Regions from separate parts of the Homo sapiens genome. Here region 2 is linked to region 1. A link is a loop called in an ENCODE intact Hi-C map of the cell type or tissue named here. Cell type or tissue: dorsolateral prefrontal cortex. All regions are shown on one strand.

Region 1 (8,000 bases):
TAACTTAGATTGGAAAGCCAAGCTCTGTCCTCATGTCACTGTTTATGAAGCTGTTGCATTCTTTGGCAGGAGAATATGGAGGCAAATCACAAAAGGAAGCAGAAATCATATAAAATCTTACTTTCAGTAGTGAGGTGTCTACTTTTTGTTGTCGGTCCTGGAGGAGCTGACAGTGGCTGCAACCTTCATCACCATTTTCATAACGACTCTTGGAGAAAAGAAAGGGAGATATATGTTGTATCACTAAAAGTAATCAGGATGCTGATGACTCTCCTTCTCTGCACAAGCAAGGCTGCTTCTTTTTCAGTCTGATAATTTGGTCTTAGCCCCACGTGACCAAAATGCTGGACTATCCTGGCGTCGTGAGCTTATAAAGCAAACTCTCTGCAGCAAAGCAGTGCTGGGCAATGTGCGGCTGTGTCCATGTCTGTCAATGGCTTGACTTTCAATATGATATTTGTTCTGAGTATTTATTCAGAACTTCAAAGTCACCAACAGCAAATGATCCCTTATACAGTTTAGATGACACATGCTCTTGTAGGGTATGGTGTATACATTTTCTCTAAAAAAGAGAAAAATATTTCCTCAGCAAGTCTGGAAACAAGAAAATAGTTAATTTCTGGGGTCTGACAGTTTTTTTTTTAATGAGATTCCCTGAGACCCCCTGAAACTCATCTAAAAATCCCATCAGGGTCAGCATTGTGTGTGAGGTGTGTGCATCCAGAAGTGGGTACCTGTGATCCTAGCTGAGTCAAAAACTTGGAAGATGTGGGAGTTGAAGCAACAGATTAGAAATCTGATGACTATGACTATTTATGTATATACGTATGTAAATATAGCATCAGAACATCTGGATTAAAAAATAGAAAAATGTCTACATAGTTATCCATAGATATGGATATATAGATATAGATATAGATATATACTTATAAATATATAAAATGCTAAATATCTGGCTGAATAGTTTATGTGCTTTCTCAGTTTTATTTGGACTTAGACTAAGTGTGGACACAACATGTGAGTTCTGATATCAGTTATGTAAATAAGACTCTGTTTGTTCATAATTCGGGTTCTAGGTCTTTTTTCTTCTTAGGAAGCAGCTGGTAACATCGGTGACATTTCTAATGCACTTGGACACACCTGACAATACCCTACCTTGATGAAACAGGTGAATGCCTATGCCTTTTAGGGAGCAGAGCCAAACTTGAAAGGCACTACCACCACTGTACAGCTAGCTGGATCTTCCTTCACAGATTTGGAAATGTTTACTTAACTGAACTGTGTGGCTGCAGTTTCTAGGTATTTGATAAGGAAGAAGAGGAGTGACATGCCTCTCCTCAGAATGAAGCAGCAATATAGTCTTGTGTATTCTTTATGTTTTGAAGTTACACCTAGACCCAGGGACATGACAACATGGTTTGGGGATCACTAGTAAACCCCTGGGCACCTCTTGGTTGTCCCCAGGACTGCTTTCTGAGGTATTACAGTATGACGCTGTGTAAGCTTTGGTTTCTGGTATGAATTAACTTGATATATTTATTATATTACTTATGATTTTTAATGAAAACCAGACATCATCTCGTTGGTGTTTCACCAAAGCACTGCCACATTTACTTATTTATTTACTTTTGTGGTCAATGAGGTTTTGGGTTTTTTAAAAATCTCACTGATATTAGGTTGGTGCAAAGGTAATGGCAAAAACCACAATTACTTTTGCACCAGCCTAATACTATCCATAGACAAAAACATTGTATCTTGGTTTATTCTACATTTTATAGGTTGGTGCAAAAGTAATTGTGGTTTTCACCTTTTTTTTTTTTTTTTTTTTTTTTGAGACGAATTCTGGCTCTGTCACCAGGCTGGAGTGCAGTGGTGCAATCTTGGCTCACTGCAACCTCCACCTCCTGGGTTCAGACAATTCTCCTGCCTCAGCCTCCCGAGCAGCTGGGACTAGGGGCATGCACCACCATGCCCAGCTAATTTTTGTATTTTTAGTAGAGACGGGGTTTCTACTACGATCATGTTGACCAGGATGGTCTCGATCTCTTGACCTCGTGATCTGCCTGCCTCAGCCTCTCAAAGTGCTGGGTTTTTACCTCTTTTTAATGGCCAAAACTGCAATTACTTTTGCACCAACCTAATAAACAATTCGATAAACATTTCTTGAGTTCATCACACACTTGGATGAGTGCTGCAGCTATCTGGATGAAAAGCTATGATTCCTGCCCTTAACAAATTCATAGCCTAGTAGAGAAGACAGAGGACAAATAATTGTTTTAGAGATTGTAAAACCTGGTGATTTAGTGACAGGCTTGGAATGACATCCTCTGGATCTGAATCTTTTCTCTTGCCATATACTAACTGTGTGCTCTTGAATAAGTTTCCTAATGTCCCTTTATCTCAGAAAGGATAATCAACATCTAAATAAGGGTAAAAACTGTACCCTCTTATAAAGTTATTGTGATAATTAAAAGAATTAATACATGTATGAAGTGTTTCAAACAGTGCCTGGCAAAAAACAGAAGTCTAATAAATGTTAGCTTCTACTGTGATTCCTCAGAATTATGGCGGCAATAAAATAAATGCATTTGCATCAAAATCACCTGGTGATGGGGGAAGCTTAGTAAATGCAGATTCCTGGGCCTCCATCTCAGAGTTTCTAATTTAGTAGGTCTAGGTGGAGCTTGGGCTTCTGCTATTTTAATAAGCACCCGGGTTGGAGGTCTTTTTAAAGGGGTGGTGGCTGGCGAAAAGTTGTGGGTGATGAAGTTAGAAAGTGAAAGTAATTTCTGGAGAGTACCTGAGACCATCTAATTAAAGCATTTCAGTGAATAAATGGGTCAAATTGGTTTCTGATTTCATGTGGACAAAAATGAGGGATGGAGTAGAAGTTCGATCTTGCAGTTTGTCATGGTGGTGATAAGTAGAAACAGTCAATACTGTGCTAGTTAATCATTATGTCATATTCTCTTCTGATAACCAGCACTGAGCATTTCTAGGGAGAATTCAGCTTAGATGCTGGTAGTGGGGATATTTAGACACAGCAATGAGTTAAAAATAAGGATGTGAGCTCTCTCCCTCTTCCTCTTATGAATATCTCCCAAAAAAAGGTAGGCTTTTACCCATCTGAGGTGTTTAGATATTTGGGATATTTTAGATATTTTAGATTTGGATATTTGGATGCTTGGGAGTACTTAGGTAATGCCTCAAAATATCTACTCCATAAAATGAGAAGGGATCTTGGGGAAAAATGTTACTTTCTCTTTCTGTAGCATTAATAAAACTATGGAAATAGTGAGGGAATAGTCAATGGTCTTATAGTACAGATAAATAAATGAATTTCCGGCAGAATACGTGATTTTCTTCCTGCATTGTTTTAGACGAGATCGGGTGCGTTCAGGGTGGTATGGACGTATACCTTGCATTGTTTTAAACCAAGGGGATTTTACAGTGAATTTGAACAAGAAGAAAGTTCCAAGTGAAATCTGGCCATTGCTTTACATTTAATCTTTACATTGCTTTATGGTAGAACAAAACTTTTTGTCAGTTGTATGGTGGATTCTATGATTCACCTGATCCAGCAGGGGAAAGAAGGAGATTCTTTGGGAAACCTTGTTTGGTGACATGCAGTTGTTGGTGAGGTAAAGGGAAGGGACTAAAAAGGTAGTCAGAAATTGATTAGTTGTCAGAGACATTCAAGGGTCACCTTTGTTTTTTCTTTCTTTTTAAAATTGTCATTCTTCAGACATTCTATAGATGCTGTTTATTTATCATGCTATTAGCAGAAACTATGCTGCTCTAAAAAGTTACATAATCAAACCAAATCCTTATCCAATTTCACTGCAGTGGGACTCTGCCCACTGTGTGCTGCTCCATTATTATTGTATCAGCTTTTTAGCAATAATTGACGTCTATCTGATATAAAAATTGATACTTGGCAGAGGAAAAGAAAACCTGTTCTTTTGTGCTTAGGGCAAGTGGATGGTAACTTGCTTAAAACCCGTTTGGGAGTCAAATTGGAATATCTCTCAGCAACATTTCCCCACTTAGGTACAGTAACCGGAAGGTAGCATCCAAAAAATGTAAACCATTGTTGGGCTTCTGGATGTCTCTGAGAGAGCCTGTGTTTAGATTAATGGACGGTCGACTGAATAGGGGGTCATGATGAGTGGCCAGACTCTTTGCAACACAGTAGGCCTATTGTACATCTAACAGCGACTCAATTCAAAGCGATTCATGGCTTGGATGCTTCTGTAAATATACATTAGCCTTTAAGCAAACCAGGAATTATACCAGCTTTTATTTTTTTCTTTAAGAGAAGAAAATAAGAGAAAAAAGAATGAAACAAACACCAGAGAACTTTCTTTTGCAACAATGCCTTCTTTTCCTTTTGACATTGTTTTTTAAAGTTGCGGCAGTCCTGGGTGAATGAATATGGGTTTTTATCCCTTGAAACAGAGGCCTGCTGTCTGATGCAGGCTTCTTTTTCCTGCTTGATTGGCAGGACTTTCTGTCTCACTCCCATTAGAGAAGAAATACTGTTTAGATTTCGACACAAGATATTGCCAGTGGAATAAATAGTGCCATTTTCATGATAAAGTGGATGTTTAAGATTAAGGGTTTATTTAAGCCCACTGGTGAGCGACATTCCACTTGAATTAGGAGACACTCCTACAGGAAACAAATTTTATCAACCTAATTTTGTATTTTCCAAGCTTTTCCTGAGCAGCAGACAGAAGCAAAGATGTCGCCATAACCTTCTGTAGATGTCGCCATAACCTTCTGTTGATAGCGGAAAGCAACACCCAGGAGTAAGCGCTTGCAAGGTTAAGACAAAGAGCTCCCATGTACACGGCAGAGGGCGCTCGAGGACTGGCTGCGAGGAGTAGTTGGAACCGACTTCCCCGCTTCTTTCCTTCTCTTTTAAATGTAGGACAGGAAAAATAAAAGGATCATCAGCCAGAAAACAAAGGGCGCCAGAGAGCCAAATGTATGCAGCTGAAGAACTTGAAAAAAATTCTGGGGACTCAAGAGAGGAACCCATATTCTCATTCTCGTTGTCAGTCATTTTGCAGCTGTCCTGGCCTAGTATCACCTTCTCTTCTCCAGCCACATCCCCCACTTCACACTCCCTCAATTTGGCCCTCCGAGATTTGGTCCCGTTGGCCAGAGCCATAGGCTGCCTTTAGGAAAACCCCTGGCTCGCATGACGTCACCACGCTCATAGGGAGCGAAACTTCCCAAGCACCCCCACGGATGGTGCTAACAAAAGTTAAGCAGCGCCCCACCTCCTGTGTGCAACAGGGGTATCCTCCTCACCCCCTTTTTTTGTAAGGGAGGTGAGGTGGGAGGAGCTGACGTCGGGACACCTGGTTCTCAGCCCAGCGCTGCCCCCAGGGGCCTCCCTTAGTCTTTGTATTCCTGTTCTTCATTTGTAAAATGAGGGAATTGGGCTAAATGGTCTCTAAGCGCTCAGGTTATGCCGTTTGTAAAATTATAAGTGAGAGGTTGAGTCACCCCAAAGCAAGATTTTTAGTGCAAAATTTTGAGGGAATTGAGGCAAAGTGTTTTTTTCCTCTCTTCTTCCTGGAGTGTGAATTACCTGATTAAAAGTCTTGACTATTTCACTTCTATCTCTGTGGTGTATCGATCAAAAAGTTTATTGAACTTTTACCCTATGATCAAAATGGAGACGAGCAGATTAGATTATACCTTAATTAGCAGTTTTCTTTTTGCTAATGGTTTATTTATGAGTTCACAGCAATTTCTTAATATTAAGTTAAAAATATTGCCTGATAAACTGACAGATTACACTTGCATTTTCTCTTTTGTTCTCAGAATAAACGTTAAATATTCTTTTTTGGGGGGGATGTTCTAATTTAATTGGCCCTAATGAGAGCCAGATTGCTCATTAGAATAAAAAGGAAAATGACAATCTGTGTCACGTTTATCATCCTCAGTGATGGGCAAGGTTGTACTAAGGTTTGGAATAAGTAGACAGATGTAGAGACTAAGAGGGGCTCTGATAAACAGAGATATTGAATGTAGATAATAAGCCAATCTTAAAATTAAGCATGTGTTTACATTGTGTTCAAAGACTATGACGCCATTGGGAGACAGAATGTGGGGAGAGTTTAGCAACAGCCCTCTCAGCTGGTGACTTCAGGACAGAAACTTCTCAGTTCTCAGCAGGGGCTCCCTAAACAGCAGGCATAAGTGGATAAGTCAGTTTTGTCAAATATAGGAAAGTATATCATGTTTCAGAAGAAGACCAAAACATTATTTCAATATGAGTAAGAGTTTTCTCTTTTACCTAATAAGTGAAATGCTCACCAGTTTTATTCTGGAATGTCAGTGTGGCCCATTTTCCCTTAAATATTTGTGCCAGCAATTTCATAGTTTCCTTGGGGGCATATTTTAAAATCTATTTATCTCCACAGTGTCTACTTTGCATGGGGCTTTTGCAATAAGAGGTGCTCAAAGGCAGTTGTTGAACTGAATGTTCATATTAATTTTTTCCTCTTTAATGCAACAGAACAGCTACAGAAACAAACAAACCAAAAAAAAAAAAAAAAAAGAAAAGAAAAAAGAAATAGCCCTGCATGAAGTCACAATTTGGCTCATGCTAGGTGCTGAGTCCATTTCCAGCTCTAATGACTGGATACTCACCACCAGCTTTATCTAGGCTGCTGGGAATGAGCTGCACCAGTTGGAAGACACACTACTTATTGTTCAGATCGTTAAGCATGAATGTGCTAAGCATCAAAACTCAGATTTAGTGCAAGCTTAAAGTGGCCATTTCTTAGATCCAGCATTCTGAGTTTCAAAAAAAGAATGTTTTTGTATGTTAATACTAATGCCACTTTCTATTTGAGTCACTTCTGAAAAACAGTTCTGTGCTAGGGCAGTGCAATATATAGTTCTGTGACATTACTTAGTGAGAACCAGCAGCAGTGTGGCAAAGTGCTTAGTTGAATCAGAGCCATACAGAATCATATTTATGCTTACATAGGCGTTGTTGCATTTGGGAGAACGTGTTCACGGGAAAGGGTGGTGATGATGGTGGTGGTGGAATAGTATGTGATGTGGTTAGAAACCCTGTTTTTCCATTCATTGTTTAATCTTTGATTCTTCATCTATAAAATGAGACCTCTTGCCATTGAGTTGTTTGAAGGCTGAGAAAAATATATGTAGAGTCCGTAAACATATTCAAAAGTAGGCATTCAAAAATAAGCTATTTTTGTTATTTAGGTTCTAAAAAGCTCTTTTCTTCCCAACTATATTTCCAAAGAGCTGTCAAATAATGTACTTAGTTTTTGATTAAGACTGATGCTTTCCAGAATTACTGGGACAGAAACACTAACTACTCATTAAAATAATCCTTTGTGCCTTCAAGGGTTCAGTTCTTTTCTTCTTTCTCTATTTTCATTCTACTTCTCTCCTCAGAACAGTTTCTAAATTCTGCTTCCATCACATCTATTTGATAATAATCTAATATGCTACTCTTCCTGAGAATATTTCATTATTAGTAGGGAACAAATCTATCCACTAAGAAATAAAGTATGGAATGGGAATTTTAAGCGTTGGTGAACACATTGGAACATGTTTTTTTAGAGTACTAGGAAGTTTTCAGTGTTTTTGAAATTAAACTCATTGGTGGTAACTATGGCATGAAACAGATCATCTATTAAATCATCAGAAATTAAGGATTAAATAATTTATCTCACCAGTTACTTATCTAGAAAGGCAATGAGGAAAAAACATTTACATTCACTCATTTATTTAAATTTTTTTTTTTGAAATGGAGTCTTGCTCTGTCGCTCAGGCTGGAGTGCAGTGGTGTGATCTCAGCTCACTGCAGCCTCCACCTCCTGGGTTCAAGCAATTCTCGTGCCTCAGCCTCCCGAGTAGCTGGGACTAAAGGCACAAGCCATCATGCCCAGCTAATTTTTGTATTTTTAGTAGAGATGGGGTTTCACCATGTTGGCCAAGCTGGTCTC
Region 2 (8,000 bases), 460 kb after region 1:
TTTAATTTATTGAATATAAATTATTGAGATTTTGAAACCCTTAAGGGTAAGAAACAGTTTTTCTTCAATAATCATATTTTCATTGAGTGCTTATGATTAGCTGAACAAAGTGTCTCTGTGGTGCACGCATACTAATGAGTCAGTTTCAACTTTACACGCTCAGTGGTAAGTATAGTGCTTTGCACATAGCAGTAACTCAATAAAAATTTAACTGAATTTTTAGAAACCGTATGGGTTTCTAATGAAAGTAGTAAAAAATTTACAAATATCTCTTAAGCTTATCAAAGAGACAACATTAAGGAAACTAGTTCTAGTCCTGCCTGTGATACTCCCAAGCTGAATGTCTTTGTGTAAATTATTTAAAATGCTGGATTTCATTTATAGTAAAACAAGATAGATGGACTAATCTCTAGATTTTCCACCAACCTTTTAAATACAAATACTTAATCAGTTATAAAAACTAAAATTGCGAGAACTTTTAAAATGTACAGTTACTGTAAATACAGAAATCTACTTTCAGTTTAAGAATCCCTATCTCTCAGAACACAATTCTAGCTTTCCTAAAAGTTCACAGAATAGAGCTTACCAAACACTCACTTCCTTCATCTCTTCCAATTTCCCCTCTGTTCTTTACAGCCCATTTACTTACAAAGGAATTTCAGGTTGCTTAAAATCAAACACACTGTTAATAATAAAACTACATCTCTAAAATAGGAGAGAATGTGAGAGAGGAAGAGATGGGATTTGAGCAAAGAGTGAGACACAGAGAATAAAAAAAGAGACTTACAGACCATGATGTTAGGGTGGGGGCAGTAATTACGTGTGCAACTGGGCATTTAACAGTTTCTCTGTAGCAAGGCAATATTCTTTAACAGAAGGAATCATAACAAGTCATACTAGAAATTTTTCTTAGCATTGAATTCCTTAATAGAATTTATTAAATGGATCTTTATTAAACATAAAATTCAAAATCAGACATTCTACATACTGCCACTTCTGTTGCTGATTCTTCTCATAAAATTCTGGGACATAAAGACTTAACTTTCACTAGAATTTAATGATGGGAGCTGGGATTTTTGTGTTTTATTCATCAATGTATCCCTCTATGCTTACAACAGTGCCTGGCACACAGAAAGTGCTTATACTTATTAAACAAATGAACAATGTAACTGTAACTCAGTAACAATATCTCTGCAAGGAGACAAATTTATCATCAGAAAATGTAGGTTTTTGGTGATTTAATTTGATATAAAAGTAAAGCTTAAAAAAACCTACAAAATCTAGGAATGAATGATTAGTGTGCTCCAAGCCCATCATTCCTAATCTGACCTCTTAAAAATAAAGATTTTAGACCCAATCCCAGACCCACTAACAAAATCTCACTGCATATGTCTAATTTTTAAAAGCTCTTATGCCATAAATCAGATGTCTGAGAATCACAGCTGTGTGGCAAATAATTCAAAATTAAGTAAAATGGGTAAAAACAAAAAGTTAAAATATGGTCACCATTTAAAGAAAATCCACACGCGATAGATAACAAGGCTGCAGGAGCAAATTTATTATTTTTTTCTGAGAAATTCAAGAGCCTGAATTATGTGTCTGCCAAATGTAACTAATTAATATTTGAAATATGTTAGTGTGACCAAGGAACCAATTCTATATTTTATTTAACTAAAGAGCAACATGTAGCTAGTGGCTACCATAGTTCTAGACCATCTAAGCTGTACGAATGATTGAAAAAAGCTTCAAAATTTATAAATGAAGCAAAAATAAAATTAGTATTTCATAGATAATTTTGAGGCTAAGATAAAGATCATTAAAAGATAAAATGTAAATAAAAGATTAGTAGGCAAAAACTTACATTAAAAAGAGATTTTAAAAGCATAACTATCAAGAAAATTTTACATATGAAGTGACAAACACTTCATTTTTGTTGACCAGGGAATGTAATCACTTTATGTAGTTTCAGAGACTTTTGATGGTAACAACTTAAAAAAAAAAAAAGAGAGAAAGAAAACATTTACCCGCACATAAAATGTCATTATGAATACACATAAATGCATCCTGCAGACATTTAACTTCATGTTTAATTCTCTTAAGTTACAATGAAGAAAAATATACTCATTGAAATATTATTATTTTAAGATTTAATCTAAGTCCCTTTCCCATTTATGATTTTGTGAGGTAATCTGCAACTCCTCACTAGCCGTCTTTGACAATACAATGACCTTTAGCATAGGACACTACTGTGAAAAGGGACTTTGTGTATTTTTTCCTAACAGAAGAAAATTTAACACAAAGAACTAGTTATTTGAATTCAATTTTCCACCTAAGAGTCTAAAAAATGATATAAAATCTACTGTTCAATAAGTAAATACGAAAATAGTAAATCCATTGTAGGTAATGGTTATAACGGGTATTTACGGTTGCTGGCAAAGTATTTAAAATGTCAAGAGTTAACATTTCAACATACACTTAAGATTAACAAGCTGAATAAAACATGTTAAAAAATAATAAACCTGGCTTTATGAACTCTTTATATAAAATAAAACAGAAACAATCTATAAAAAGACTATATTAGGAACATTAAGATAATCAATCTGAAAGTAAAATCCTTAAAAAAATCCACTTAAAGTGTGCTATCAACTGAAAAGAACTTTAAACATGCAATAAAGTCCATTACCATTCTAAATTTCAACACCTCTTCCATTTAACTGGTATACTATTATAATTATTCTTCAGATTTGGGAATACAGAAATTATGACTATTACATTTATTTGGATATCTCCTCTCATACAAAACTTGTGGGATAAACAAAATATTTATTTTCCTCTATGGAAAACTGTTAGAACAACAGTCCAGAGCCTTTAAAGTCCTACTAGTTGTTGAAGAAACATAAAATGTTTAATTAAAATACATATATGTTCAAAGAAAGTAGAAGAATGCTATCATTCTGAAGTTTTAGCTCCCAGCTGGGCTATAGAGAAAACGTGTACAAGTTCAGAAAAAGGCAGGCTGGAAATTTTGATGCTAGACTTCATCTTGGGAATTCTAACTATCCCTTCATTTATTTTTATTTTTAATCTTATTGCAAAATTAATATACACCCATTGTACAAAATGTTTCTTGTACAAAAGTTTCTTGTACAAAATTTTACAATATTTTGTACTGTACAGAATTTTGACATGTTCTCTTAAATTTCATTTTTACAGTTAAACTAACTCTACATGTTCAATGTATCTTATTTTTTTCATGTAATACTAATTTGAAAGTCTTTCTACAGAATTACAAAATTTTATAATTATTTTTAATTGAACACATACTTACTGAGTGCTTTTGTTTTTTTTGTTTTTTTTTTTTTTTGAGACGGAGTCTCGCTCTGTCGCCCAGGCCGGACTGCGGACTGCAGTGGCGCAATCTCGGCTCACTGCAAGCTCCGCTTCCCGGGTTCACGCCATTCTCCTGCCTCAGCCTCCCGAGTAGCTGGGACTACAGGCGCCCGCCACCGCGCCCGGCTAATTTTTTGTATTTGTAGTAGAGACGGGGTTTCACCTTGTTAGCCAGGATGGTCTCGATCTCCTGACCTCATGATCCACCCGCCTCGGCCTACTGAGTGCTTTTTATGTGTGTGTGCATGTAGTACTTAATGGTTACATAATACTCAATTCTATTAATAGGCCATCATTCCCTCAACCATTCCTGTCATGATGGATATTTAGATCATCCACGTAAATTACTCCAGTGTAGTTCCAGAAAGACTTGATTCTCTCTGCTTCAAAATTCTGATAATATGCTTATATTATCAAAATTCTGATAAATCTATTCATATCATTTGTCAGGTTCTATACATCCTAGATCTAAGTTAAGCCTAAATTATAACAGTATTCTCTCTTAACAACGAATTATCACCACCTAGTGGCCAATAAAGGAAGGTATTATGGGGACCCGGGTTCTAGTCCCAACTCTGTATTAGCCAGGAACACTTTGAATTTTAGTTTCTTCACCTCTGAAATGAAAATAATTATATCCTACTTTACTTTTACCTACTGCAAGACCCAGGAGATCTAATGTATATAAAAACAACTTCAGAACTTAAAACATTACCTAAATAGAAAACACTGACATGTAATGGCAATTTTAAAACTATCCAGTGCAATATAGATGCCAATTAATTTAAAGCTATCTCTACCATATGTACTTTCTAAGCACAACAATACACAAGGGAAAAATGATATACCTTTCTCCAGTTTCCTGTCTTAGACAGAAACAAACTAGAAGGAAATGAAGAGTTCAAGACAGGCTTTAATAATGATGGAGAATGTACTGACAATAAAATGCTTATATTCTGCACACTGGACACTGTTAATATGTTAATAAAGCCAGAAGAAGGCAGGACAATCTATTATTAATAATTTTCTCAGAATACAGAATTTGAATCCTGGTTCTGTCAATGACTATACTGCCAACTTTCGAAAAGTAATTTAAAAGTCACTATTCTATTGCCTGTTTTCCCTAAGTTTTATCTTAATGTCTGGTAGAATCATATGAAACATAAATATACAAAAATAAATTTTAAAAAATCAACATTTTTCTTATATTCCTAATGTGCAGAGTGAGGATCCATGAATGTCTCCAAGGAACCCCCTTTAACTGAACATCCCCTGTAATGAGCCTTTTGCTGAGTTCTCTCTCTCTTAACAAAGTTTACTATTTTTTCTATTAAGAAAGCAGTGCATATCCATTGCAGAAAGCTTAGAAAACAAAAAATTTTCATAGCTAAACCCCACAGATGATTAAAATTTTAAATGTAGTTTTACTCATCCTGGTATTCCTGAAGTCTTAAAATAGTGTGTCAGTTTAGCACTTCATCATTCTACTAGATCTATTGCATTTGCTTTCTTGCTGTTTTTCTGACCTTCACACTGACTAGTCAGCCCTCCAGAGTTGTCAGCATAATCTTTCTAAAATGCCCATTTGATCACATCATTCACTCCCTGTATATAATTCAATGATACTAGGATTTGGGATGTACACCAAACTATTTCCTGGAAGGATTTAATGTGTCCCTTGCTTTCTTTCATGAACATGTTTCTGTCCTTGTTTACCAGTCACATTCTCAATTATTCTTTAAGACTCAGTTGCCACTTCAACAAAGCAGTTCCCAACTCCCAGAAAGATTTACTTCTCTCCTTGCTGCTTACGCTATACCTTCGACATTGTTCTTCAATAATACCTGTACAGTATTAGAATACTTTACTTCCCTCTCTGCCTTACTAGACTGTAAATTTCTCAGTTTCTTTTATACTCCAGCACATAACATTTTATTGACAATTTGAAAATAAAATTTAGTGAGAAGTATCATTTTTGACCTGTCCAAGCTAGACACACTACCTAGAAAAGGTAGAAGATCACATACTGTAAAAAAAAAAAAAAAGTTTGTAAAACTGAGTTCAACATAACAAAGTACCACTAATCAAATAAAACCGCAAAGAATGGGCTCCTATCTACATCAAATACAGAGAGTAGTTTTGTTTTATAAAGTTACACAAACACAACTACACTCTCAGAGATTGGGTCCCATTAGGACATACTGTCTTACATTAAATCAGAAATCTGAACAGATTATTAAACAAAATAAAAGGTTAACAACTTTTGAACCTATCCCCTTCATATTTCTTTTCCAATCTTACATTTTGCTAGTTTTTCCCATTATAATTCATTTTTAAAAGAAACCTAGCCTGGGCCAGACATGGTGGTTCACAGGTATAATACCAACACTCTGGGAGACTGAAGCAGAAGATCACTTGAGGTCAGGAGTTTGAGACCAGCCTGGGCAACATAGAGAGACTCCATCTCTACATAAAACAAGCAAACAAAAAAAAAAACAGCCAGGCATGGTGGCAAGTGCCTATCATCCTAACAATTCAAGAGGCTGATGCAGGAGGATCACTGAGTCCAGGAGTTTAGGTTGCAGTGAGCTATGATCACGCCACTGCACTTCAGCCTGGGCAACACAGCAAGACCCTGTTTCAAAAAAAAATTACCTAACTTCATTCCTCACTATGGGTTGTGTGTGCTTAATAAAAATTGTTTGGAATCTCAAATGCATTTTTCTTTTATTTCCCACTGAATCCCTCCTTCATTAAAACGTTATGAATAGCACTTAAATCTGACCTAACAACTTAAATGTACCCTAATAGACACTGTACAAAAGTATAAAAGCTAGTAGAAAAATACTAAACAGTAACTCTTGTTTAAATAATCTAGGAGCAATGAAAAAGAAAGAGGGAAGCAGAGCTCATATACCACTGAGGAAAAAGTAAGCAGCTGGTAGGGAAGAAACAACTAAGCTACCTGTAAGTCTCCAAGTGGTACCACTGTTCCAGTGTGGCCTTTTGCTATCCAGGTGACCATAGGATGGGTGGTATGAAGTATGTAATAATGGCAAGAAAACTTTTTCAACATTACATGTCAGACACATTTGTATTTCACATGAACTGACTAGTTCAACTACCACAACTTTAAAAGGTAGATATTATTACCATCATCCAAGACACAGAGAATAAGGAGACTGGACACCTACAAAGTGAGGAATATAGGATTAGAACTCAGCACTCTGAGTCTAGAGCCCAAGTTCTTAACTATGTTATATGATGTCAGCTTAAGGGCATTTGTAATTATGATGTTTCTAACTCAGGGAATACATACATGAGAAGTTCAGCTAGATCACTAAGGTAAACAACAAATACATACGAGAGGTTCAGCTAGATCACTAAGATAAACAACCACCACAACAAAAAACTGCAACAAAAGACTTGAATATTATTTGCTCTATGAATCAATAACTAACGTATGTGAAGAATCCAGCATATGAAAAGTGGGGTAATAGCACTAATGTTTTGTCACAGTATAAGAGGTCAAGAAACGTGTGTTTTGTGGCATGTGTATAATTCCATAAAACTTAGTGAAGATTTATTTTCACTGGCTGGTTAAAGAACTATACAGTTAACAAAAACAAACATGACTGCCTTTGCACTTTTGTGGTCTCTTTCTGTATCTCAATGTAGAAAAAAGAGGCTTTATAGACATTAATTAGCTCATCTCACAAAAAATGTTTTTACCCCCACTTTAATTTGGTATATTATATATTATAATATGAAATTAATAAATCTTAGATTTTATAATTTCATAAGTCAACATATCTTCCAAAAAGAAATTTTATTCTCATAAACCCAAAAGAGGCTTAACAAAATACTGACCATATAACTGGTGCTTTAGAATTATAAATAAGACTGTCTTTTAACAAGGTTCTCTTGGTACTTCAGAAAATAGTCTTCCATTATATGGTAGAAAGAAACAAAAATAAACTCCAGATGAGTCAAATAATTCAGTGTAAAAAAAAAAGCAACACTAGAAAAACCAGTAGAAAATTTATTTTATATTCACCCACGTTCTAATGAGAAAACTTAAACTCAGAAATTATTTCAAAACAATTATAAAAGATTTTAAAAGTTTTTTTATGTCAAACTATAATGGAATTGAAAATAACAAATTAAGCACAAATTAAAATTAGTTACCACTTCCTGTGTACTTATTTTGAGAAAAATTTTTTCAAGACCATATTAATCAATGTAATAAGGTTCTAATTCTTCTAAAGATGGTTGGAAGTATCAACTGGTACACTTTTTTTGTGACAGGAATTTGATAATACGTATTAAGAATCTTAAAAAAGTTCAGCTAAATGTAAGAATCGTTGGCTTTAAAATGAAATAAAGTTAGATTCAAAATTCATATTGGCTCTCAGACCTTAAGAAAATCCAGAGATTCCAGGTTAGTGGACTGCTTCCTTGTACCAGGAGGCAACTCCGGGGAGACAGAAGCTCCTGTCCTCAGGACCCTTCCAGACCTTGCCATATATATCTCTTCACCTGGCTGTTCCTCTCTTCTTTATAATATCTTCTATAATCAAGTGATAAACTTTATACTGAAGAGGAAATAA

What was found. Peaks named below come from ENCODE experiments on the same cell type or tissue, not always from the same donor. Only the 100,000 strongest peaks of a DNase experiment are listed, where the experiment ranks them.
Region 2: it touches region 1 in a loop (3-fold over the local background); 18 of 110 quality-filtered maps call a loop at or near these places.

Annotation. Positions count from the first base shown.
Region 1 is chr1:219,658,093-219,666,092 of GRCh38, reverse strand. No RefSeq gene overlaps it. Among named protein-coding and RNA genes, the nearest start is that of ZC3H11B, 49 kb to the right of the region's middle. RefSeq lists enhancers at 4,716-4,765, 4,712-5,006 and a silencer at 4,720-4,919. In dorsolateral prefrontal cortex, CTCF peaks have their summits at 4,645 and 4,844 (motif pointing right); DNase peaks (open chromatin) are centred at 4,862 and 5,222; H3K4me3 peaks cover 1,567 bases; H3K27ac peaks cover 3,082 bases.
Region 2 is chr1:219,200,728-219,208,727 of GRCh38, reverse strand. All of the region lies in intron 3 of LYPLAL1 (lysophospholipase like 1), which reads right to left. It also overlaps the pseudogene RIMKLBP2. Among named protein-coding and RNA genes, the nearest start is that of LYPLAL1, 31 kb to the right of the region's middle. In dorsolateral prefrontal cortex, a CTCF peak has its summit at 3,920 (motif pointing left); no DNase peak of the experiment used is centred here.